2 separate regions of the Mus musculus genome follow, and region 1 is linked to region 2. The links are chromatin contacts, found by Hi-C or POLR2A ChIA-PET in ENCODE. All regions are on one chromosome and are shown on one strand. The core of a region is the stretch at or near the end of the contact, and the rest is flanking DNA. Distances in the headings are between cores, read along the strand shown.

The links. Hi-C counts contacts between places; a loop is a spot of excess contacts on that map. ChIA-PET counts read pairs that join two places held with the same protein, here RNA polymerase II (POLR2A).
Region 1: a map of gastrocnemius shows a loop between it and region 2 (6-fold over the local background). The contact joins the promoter of Snta1 here to the promoter of Cdk5rap1 in region 2. A Hi-C loop is called at or near these places in 5 of 37 maps with a recorded cell type or tissue (gastrocnemius and heart). POLR2A ChIA-PET finds 5 or more read pairs at or near these places in 3 of 5 experiments (Patski and embryonic stem cell).

The regions. Positions count from the first base shown.
Region 1 is chr2:154,405,946-154,410,561 of GRCm38, reverse strand. Snta1 (syntrophin, acidic 1) reads left to right here and starts at 2,478. Exons shown (of 8, transcript NM_009228.2): 1 at 2,478-2,882. The coding sequence starts at 2,591.
Region 2 is chr2:154,369,558-154,374,324 of GRCm38, reverse strand. Cdk5rap1 (CDK5 regulatory subunit associated protein 1) reads left to right here and starts at 1,606. Exons shown (of 14, transcript NM_025876.2): 1 at 1,606-1,644; 2 at 3,370-3,689. The coding sequence starts at 3,389.

The sequences.
Region 1 (4,616 bases), core at 1,229-3,728, 35 kb before region 2:
CTTTGGAGTGAACCAGTTTTCTCTGGGAGCTTTGCCCAGGGGTTTGGTAGGTAGCCAGGCATGTGTGTGTGTGTGTGTGTGTGTGTGTGTTCCTGTGTATGGTCAATTTCTGGCTACAGCTGACTAAGTGGGAGAGTAGAGCATTCCTCTGACTACACATTGATGAGGTAGCTGGCAGGGCAGGGAAGCAGATAATTGGCATCACTGATGCTGTGTGATCATGGACACACCACACACACACACGCACACGCACACACACACACACGCATGCACACACACGCACAGGACACATACTTTTCTGTTTCTACACTTTTCTCCTTCTCTGCTAGCTGCTTGGTATACAGACACCTACTTGCCCACTTCCCCTTTCCTCAGTTCTGTCCACAGAGAACATTCCCTAGGGGAGGAGCTCTCTACTAAGGTTTCTTCCCAGAAAGTCTGTCTGGGCTTCATTAAGCAGGACAATACGTGGGGGGACTTTTAAGGATCTAATTCTAGAATTGGTCTTGGGAAAGGGCCTCAGTTCCTGGTGATTCTCTCTCTCTCTCTCTCTCTCTCTCTCTCTCTCTCTCTCTCTCTCTCTCTCTCTCTCTTTCTCTGTGTAGCCCCAGCTGTCCTGGAGCTCACTCTGTAAACCATGCTGGCCTCAATCTTATAGATTTACCTGCCTCTGCCCTCTGAGTGCTGGGATCAAAGGTGTGTACCACCGCTACCACCTGTTGCTGTATTTTAAAAATTTAAAACAGGGTCTCACTCAGTTGCCCAGGCTGGCCTTGAATTTGTGATTCTCTGCTTCAGCCTTTCTGAGTATCTGAGATTACAGATCTTCCTTAGTAGGCCTAGCTTGTCCTTCAATATTTAACTTAAAGTCTGGAGTTCAATTCCAAGCATACATATAGCAGCTCAAAACTATTTTTAACTCTTGTTTCTGGAATCTGGTGTCCTCTTCTGGCCCTCGAGGACTATATGTGGAGCACAGATACGCATAAAGGCAAAACATCAATCCACAAAGAAATTAAAATAATTTAAAAAGTATAACCTGGAACTTGCTATGAACTATAGTTCGTCTAGAATTAATCATGATCCTTCTGCCTCAGTCTCCAGAATGCTGTGATTGCAAATGGATGGCATCTTGCTTAGTTCGATAAGTGCTCCGTGAGTGAAGAGTGAAATTATCTCCTGTTGCTATGCATGCAGGGCAAGGGAGTAGGAGGGATGTGAGCCTGGAAGCCAGAAAGACCCAGGTTAGAAGAGAGGTCTGCTTTTAGTACTCATGTGTCTCAGTTATGCAGGGTTTACCCAAGGCACAAATGATAGCATAGATCAGCCAGCTCATGTGTCATGCAAACACAGAATAAGTGACATACATGTATTGCATATATATATATATATATATATATATATATATATATATATAAAATCATATGTCATTTTATTTATTTTCACTATTTTTGTGTGCATGGGTGTACTTGTTTGCAATGTGAATACAGGTTCCCAAGGAAACTAGTGGTGTCAGATCTCCATGGAGCTGGAGTTACAAGTGGTTGTGAGCTGCCCAATGTGCATGCTGTGAATTTTACTCTGCTCCACTGTAAGAGCAGCCCATGCTCTCTCTCTCTTTCTCTCTCTCTCTTCTGGTTTTTTGAGACAGGGTTTCTCTGTGTAGCCCTGGCTGTCCCGAAACTCACTCTGTAGACCAGGCTGGCCTCAAACTCAGAAATCCGCCTGCCTCTGCCTCCCAAGTGCTGGGATTAAAGGCGTGTACCACCACGCCCGGCTTTTTTTTTTTTTTTTTTTTTTTTCAGCCCATGCTCTTAACCGCTGAGCCTTCTATCTCTTTATGTCTTTTCACTTTTATTTTTATTTTTTAAAGGCAGGGTCTCATGTAGCCTAGACTGGACTCAAACTTGCAGACCCTTCAGCCTCTACCTTCAAGTGATGGGACCAAACCCTCAAAGGAGTGGCATTTCTCCTCCTGGTGGGTGGGTAGGCTTACCTCTTTAGAGGCTGCACCCTTAAGCTGAGTCAGGCCCACAGACTGTTACTGGTACCCTCTCCCCATGGCTCACAAAACGTGAGAAACCATCTTCCTTAGCTCGTTTGCCAGTTAACTCTGTCTGCAAAGTCCCTGGAGCCTATGGTCCTGACACAGGCAGCCCTACCCCAGGATCCTTGATTCTTTTTCTTGTCCTTCAGCTTCCACGAGCTACGGTCCAATCCTCGACGGCGCACAGAACTGGATCCTTGTGTTGCCCCATCCATAGAATCCGGCCCCTTTATGTTCCGCAGAGCGCCCCACCCTCAACCTCCTCTAACTGTGGCCGTGAGGGAACGCGGTTCTGACCCACTCCCAAGTGATCCCGCTGCACATCTTTAGTTTACCGGGTAGCGTCTCTTCAGTCACTCCCGGGGCCCCGCCCCCGTTAGCCCCGCCCCCGACAGCCTGTCCTCCGAAGCTCCGCCCCCGAGGCCGGGGTAGGGTGGCGACTGGCTCTGCTGCCCCGCCGCCCTCTGCCCTGGGCGCTGGGTCGGAGCGGGCCGGGTACGGCGGGACCGGGCGAGCGCAGTGTACTGGGACTTCGAGGCGAAGATGGCGTCAGGCAGGCGCGCTCCGCGCACCGGGTTGCTGGAACTGCGCTGCGGGGCGGGCTCCGGGGCGGGTGGCGAGCGGTGGCAGCGGGTGTTGCTCTCTCTGGCGGAGGACGCGCTGACCGTGAGTCCCGCCGACGGCGAGCCCGGCCCGGAGCCGGAGCCCGCGCAGCTCAACGGCGCCGCTGAGCCCGGCGCGGCGCCCCCACAGCTGCCAGAAGCGCTGCTGCTCCAGCGGCGCCGCGTGACGGTGCGCAAGGCCGACGCCGGCGGGCTGGGCATCAGCATCAAGGGTAGGTGTGGGGCACCCAGGGCACGGGGTCGTGTTGTCTGTGCTGCTGCGGAGCGCTCAGGGGTCATGGGGGCTGGTAAACGAAAACCTGTCTAGGGCGGAAAGGAGTCTCCGGGGGAGGAAGGAACAGAGTGAGGGAAGAGCACCAAGGTCGGAAGGGGCTTGGGGAGTTCAGGTGACTCAGAAGACACAAGTGTGGAAGGATGGGGGGGCGCACCAAGGACATTGGTGCTTAGTTCTGTTTTGAAGCAAAATGGTAGCTATGGGTACCAAGGGCAGGAGGGTCCCCGGGAAGACTGACAGGGGCGGGGGCGGCGGTGAAAGGAAAGGGACTTGAGGCCTGGGACACTGCTAGAACAAGAAGGAGGTGGAAGTCATGAGACACAACCTAGGCAGACTGGTAAAGGCCTGGAGTCTGGGAGCCCAATGTGGGTGCCAGAGATGGGTAGGAGGCACAGGCATTAGCAGAGAAGGGGCCAGTAAGGACCTAGACATCTTGGGCTTCAGAGGCTGTTTGCCTATGCTGGGAGTCCTGATGGCTAGGGTTGAGTCTCCTCATCTGCCCATTTGTACATGAACAGGTACATGGAGAGAGTGAACCCAGAGTTGCCATTCCTTCCTGAGAATTCTTAGTTTCCAAGACTGACAAGTGTTTGGCATGATCTCAATCTCATGTATGCCAGGCTAGACACATGGTCACTATGTAGCAGAGGAGAACACTGAATATAATCTTCCTATTTCCACCTCCAGAGTGTTGGGATTACTGGGCTCTGCTGCTAAAATAGGTTTATGTTGTGCTGGGGATCAAGCCTAGAGCTTTATAGATGCCAAGCAAGCACTTTACCGACTGACTCCTTCCCTAACTCATTTAGGCTGCCATTGGAGTTCTAGAACTGTGAACTTCCACAAGTCACTTCCCATTTCTGAGTCTGTTTTGGTAACTTTACAATGAGGATGTTTCTGAGAGCAGGGCTTGCCGGCATGTGTGAGAGAAAAAGAGGCCAGGAGGGACTCTCAAAGCAACTAAACGCGGTGCTTAAAAATCTATGTTCAGGGGTGGGTGGGTATGGGGGACTTTTGGTATAGCATTGGAAATGTAAATGAGCTAAATACCTAATAAAAAATGGAAAAAAAAATCTATGTTCATAGCCAGCGCTAGACTCATCATTTCTGTCCCTCTGTCCGTCAGATTGAAAGTATTCATATACTCCCAGGCCTCCTGGGAGGTGCTTGTGTGATAGCTCGCTTAGATCCTTTGGCCCAGGTTAGGGGATAAGCATGGTGGCGAATGTTAGGTGTTGTGGCCACTACATTTAGCTCATGGTCTATTCCATCTTGACCATCAGTGGTGAAAGGTGAGTTTAATCATCAGTGGTGAGCTCAATCTCCATTTTTGCAGGTAAGAGAACTGAGACTCAGAAGAGAAAAATAATTTCCCTGGGGTTCAGTCAGTGAATGGCAGAACCAGGGTTTAAATCTTAATTATAGAGCTACTATTGCCCTAAAGACTGTCCAGGGAATCATACCGTTCCTAGTCAGCTAAAGGGGGAATGGAAAAACAGAGAGCAGGCACCAACTTTCATCCCAAACTCGATGATAGGTCCAGGAAACAGACCAATTAAAATACACTTAGTGTGTCAGAGCAGGAAGGAACTAGAGTTCTAGAAAGTTCTGCTTTGTGACAGACAAACCGACTCTCAGAGGAGCAGGGTCTTGCCATGGTACAGAGACACGA
Region 2 (4,767 bases), core at 357-2,856:
AGATACATAAACACATAAATGAAAACAAAACAAAACAAAACAAAACAAAACAAAACAAACAAAACAAAACGACAAAAGCCCATTGGCAAAGAGGAAGGCTGGGAATGCCCCCCACTCCTTCCCTCCAAACCCAGTCTCTTGATGAGAGTCATGACAGGAAGAGGCCAGGAGGGGGCGCCTCTTTGCTACTCATTCTATGCTTGTAGATTTTTGAACTGTCCACCTGCAGTTTGTGCTTCAACCAAATGTTTTACACTTAAATGTCTCACACTTTAAAACTAATATTTATGGTGAAGCTTGGAAAAAACACTTATGCTACATAGGGTGGTTCTGACCCCAGGGCTCCGATCTGGCTGAATCCTGTTCTCAGCATTTTCTTGAGTGTAGGGACTATGGGTTCGGTCTGGGGGAGAAGAGGTATTTTGGCTAGAGTCAACAGGGAAGGGAGAATGGCTGAGAGGGCCAGGGCAGGAATGTGACAGGAGTAGGGTAAGGAGGTAGTGAGGAACAATTAGGCTGTTCAGGGCCATCTGGGAGATCCAGGAAAGACGAGGCCGTTCAGAGCTAGCCACAGAAACCACTGGTTAGCCTCTTTTCTATTTTTTTTTACATTTATTCTATTCCATCTGTCTGTCTGCCTGTCTGTCTGTCTATCCATCATCTACGAAATTTTACTATGTAGCTCTTTCTGGCTTCGAATTAGCCTGCCTTTGCCTCCTGAGAACACCGAAGTGTGCTACAGCGTCCTGAGACGTCTGTGTGTGTGTGTGTGTGTGTGTGTGTGAGAGAGAGAGAGAGAGAGAGAGAGAGAGAGAGAGAGATGTTGCATGTCCCATGGCCTATCTGTGAAGTTCAGAGGGCTTGTGGGAGCCAGTTCTCCCTTCACCTTGTGGGTTCTGGGGATTAGACCCCAGGTCGTCAAACAGCAAGTGTCCTACATGCTGAGCCATCTCACCAGCCCCATGGTGGCCCTTTTCTTAAAGGGTCTGGTGAGGAGAGGGAAGGAAAGTACATATGGCAGGAGGGAGCTAACGGGTGACAGGCTTGAGGAGAAGTCAGAGCTCCTATTTTCCAGGGGGCAGAACACCCCTAAGAATCCCTTACTCTCTTGGGGCAAGGGCAGATACAGACTCTGAGACTGCCCACCTGTTTGTTTGTTTGTTTGTTTTTCTAATTAAAAAAGATTTATTATGCATAATAGTACAGTGTCGCGGTCTTCAGACACACCAGAAGAGGGCATCCATCGGATCCCTTTACAGATGGTTGTGAGCCACCATGTGGTTGCTGGGAATTGAACTCCAGACCTCTGGAAGAGCACTCAGTGCTCTTAACCGCTGAACCATCTCTCCAGCCCGCCTACCTGGTTTTAAGCTTTACTTAACTTTTTTTTTTGGGGTGGGGTGGGGTGGGGGTGGGGGGCGGTATTAGCATTTAAAGAAGTAGTAGGTCTCACGGCTTTATTTTTCAAAGCCAGGGTCCTGGGACTCGAAGCCGGCAGGAAACACTACCATTAGAACACCGCGGGCGAAAGTCACGGCGGAACAGAAGTTGCACGCCTAGGCGCGCAGCGGAGGACTCCTGAGAAGGGAACCCACGCAGATCGACAGTTTCCGGTTTCGGACGCGGACCTTGCAGTTGTGGGAGGTGAGAGGCTTGAGATTGAGTTTAGTGTCCTGCGGGTGACCCGCGGTGGCGCAGGGCGGGCTCGCACCGTCCAGGAAAAGCCAGAAGCGCTAGGAGAAGGTATCACTGGGCAGTGTTAGGCCTTGAGTAGGACCGCTGCGAGTGTAGCTCAGCCCCGCTGCCGGCTCTTGGCCAAGTCACAGCGTCCTTCTAAGCCCTAGTATTTGCCCTGTGAAGCAGAGATGGGGTCTGATAGACCTCGGAGAGGGGCTACGGGGCTCACGCAGTTGCCGCCGCCACGCCTAGCACTCACACGCTTGGATGTGGTAGGTGGTTCCGCGCTGTGCTGTGCAAAAACTTGAAGCTTTTGATCCTTCCACCAGGTTCGTCAGAAAGGACCGTTCCCCACCCCAACACTCATACATGAAGACGCGCCCAGAACCCGGCCAAGGTCCATGCTTTGAAATGAAGTGTGGGCTGCTAGTGAATGATTGTGAGCCACCACTTGGTTGCTGGGAATTGAACTCAGGCTCTGGAAAAGCAGTCAGTGCTCTTAACCACTGAGCCACTGCTCTAAGTCCCCCCCTCCCCCAATCTAAGTTTTTAATGTGTAATTCTTATAACATCTGGCAAGGGGTAAGGTCCTATTGTACTTTTTTTTTTTTTTTTTCCAAAATGGATATGACATTTGTAGTCCAGAGGTGGAAATTTGACTTGTAAAAACGTGGTCACACAACAATTAAAGGGCAGAAGTAGATGATTTGAAAGCTCACACCTGGGCTGTTAAGATGGTTCACATACCATAATATGCATAAAAATAAAAATGTGAAAAAAATTAAAACTCAAACCAAAAGTCTCCTCTCCGACAAGAGAGTAGGTTGGTGTTTTTTTTTTTAATTACATTTTATTTATTTGGTTTTTGTTCCTGTGCTCATGCACATGAATGTGCCATACATAGTGTATGTGTAGAGATAGAAGAATCTATGGAAAAGAATTCTTTCTACTGTGTGGCTTTCAGGGAGTCAGGCTTGGTGGCAGGTGCCTTCATCCACTAAGCCATGTCACTGAGCCGCCTTTATTTATTTTCACCTGTAAATTAGAGATATAATATATTTTAAGAGCCCTCACTGTTGTCCAGGCAGTCCTGGGCTCAAATGATCTTCCTGCCTTAGCCTCCCAGGTTACTGGGAATATAGGTTTACCATGTTTAGATTAAGGTAAACTATCATAAAACGTACCTTAAGGGAGGTGGTGGTGCACACCTTAAATCTCAGCACTCAGGAGGCAGAGACAGGCTGATCTCTGAGTTTCAGGCCAGCCTGGTCTACAGTGCAAGTTCTAGGACAGTCAGAGCTATACAGAGAAACCCTGTCAAAACAAAACAAAACAAAACAAAACAAAACAAAACAGTACCTTGGAACTGGGTTGTGATTCTGGCATTTGGAAGACTGAGGTGAGAGGAATGAGAAAAGTTGGAGGTCAGTATGGACTTCATAGGAAGATCTCAAAAAACAAACAAACAAACAAACAAACCTAACCTCACATAACCTCACAATCTGCCCAGCCTGGACTACGTAGGAAGTTGAGTTCCAGGCCAGCCCAGAATAATCCTGAGATTAAGTCTCAACATCTCTTATGAGCCCTGCTCCCCCCAAAAAGCATTTTTCTGTTTTAGCGAGGAGGAGTGTCCAGAGCAGTCCTGTATGGAGTGTGCCGTAAATACTGGTGTGTTTCATTCCTTTGCAGATTTGGGGCTGCAGGTGCCATGCATCCTTTACGGTGTGTCCTCCAAGTACAGAGGTTGTCAGCACCATTCACCTCCATGTGCTGGGTGTTGCTTAGGACCTGCAGAGCACAAAGCAGTGTGTCCAGCACTCCTTGTCCCAGTCCAGAGGCGAAGAGCTCAGAAGCTCAGAAGGACTTCAGCTCCAGGCTAGCCACTGGACCGACTTTTCAGCATTTTTTAAGAAGTGCTTCAGTTCCTCAAGAGAAACCATCTTCTCCAGAGGTGGAGGACCCACCTCCCTATCTCTCGGGGGATGAACTTCTAGGAAGGCAGAGAAAAGGTTGGCTTTATTTTTTCCCTTTGGCTTCCTTGCTCCACTGCAGCCTCTGTGGCCTGATTGCTTCTGCTGTTCTCTTACTACATTCTTGGCTTTAGGAAGTTGATAGTGTGGGCAGGTTGATTAATATAAAACCATCAGAGCCCACGAAGTAGCATTACTCTAAAGAAACTGAAGGGCTGGGCTGGGGGAGAGTTGTGTGGTGGAGTGGTTGCCTAGCATCTGTGATGCTCTGAGCTCCATCCACAGCATCCTCATCTCCTCAAGAAAACACTCAAAGCTGTGCACACGTGAATTGTAGTCCACTCCCTGGTTATGTATGGAGATACTGCAATCCCCGTTTTAATTAAAATTTTTAGGATTGCATTTAAATTACATCATTTATTGTCAGTGTGCGGCAGCTGTGGAGGTCAGGGCATAACTTGTGTTGTCTCCTTCCACCATGTGAGTTGAGAGGTTAAAAGTCAGGCTTGGTGGCAGAGGCCTTATCCACTGAGTCATCTTGCCCAAGCCTATTCCCTGTTTTTTGAAGCTGGGTCTTGTTGTGTAGCCTAGGTTAGTCTGGAACTCAACCCTCTTGCCTCAGCCTCCTAGCTGATGGAATCACTGATGTCTGCCACCTCTTCTGATTTAGAATTTTTTTTCTTTGGGCCTGGCAAGATGACTCAGAAGGTAAAGTTGCTTGCTATTAAGTGTGATGACTTGAGTTTGATCCCTGGAACCCACATGGTAGGAGAGAGCTGACTGCCACAGTTGTCCTTTGACCTCCGAACTGGTGCCATGGCATGTGTGCCTACTATCTTCCACCAAAATATATATGAAAAAAATTGGCTAGGCATGTTGCACACACCTTTGATCTCAGCACTTGGCAGGCAGAGCAGTGGGGTCTCTGTGAGTTCAAGGCGAGCCTGGTCTACATAATGAGTTCCAGGTTAGCTAGAGCTATATAGTTGAGACCCCACCAGAACAAAACAAAAACCCTGATGTTTCCTGTTTCATTTTTTGTTTTGCTTTTTGAGAAATAATCTGTCTCTTTAGCCCAGGTTGTCCTGGAGCTTACTGTGTAGCTCAGGCTGGCTTC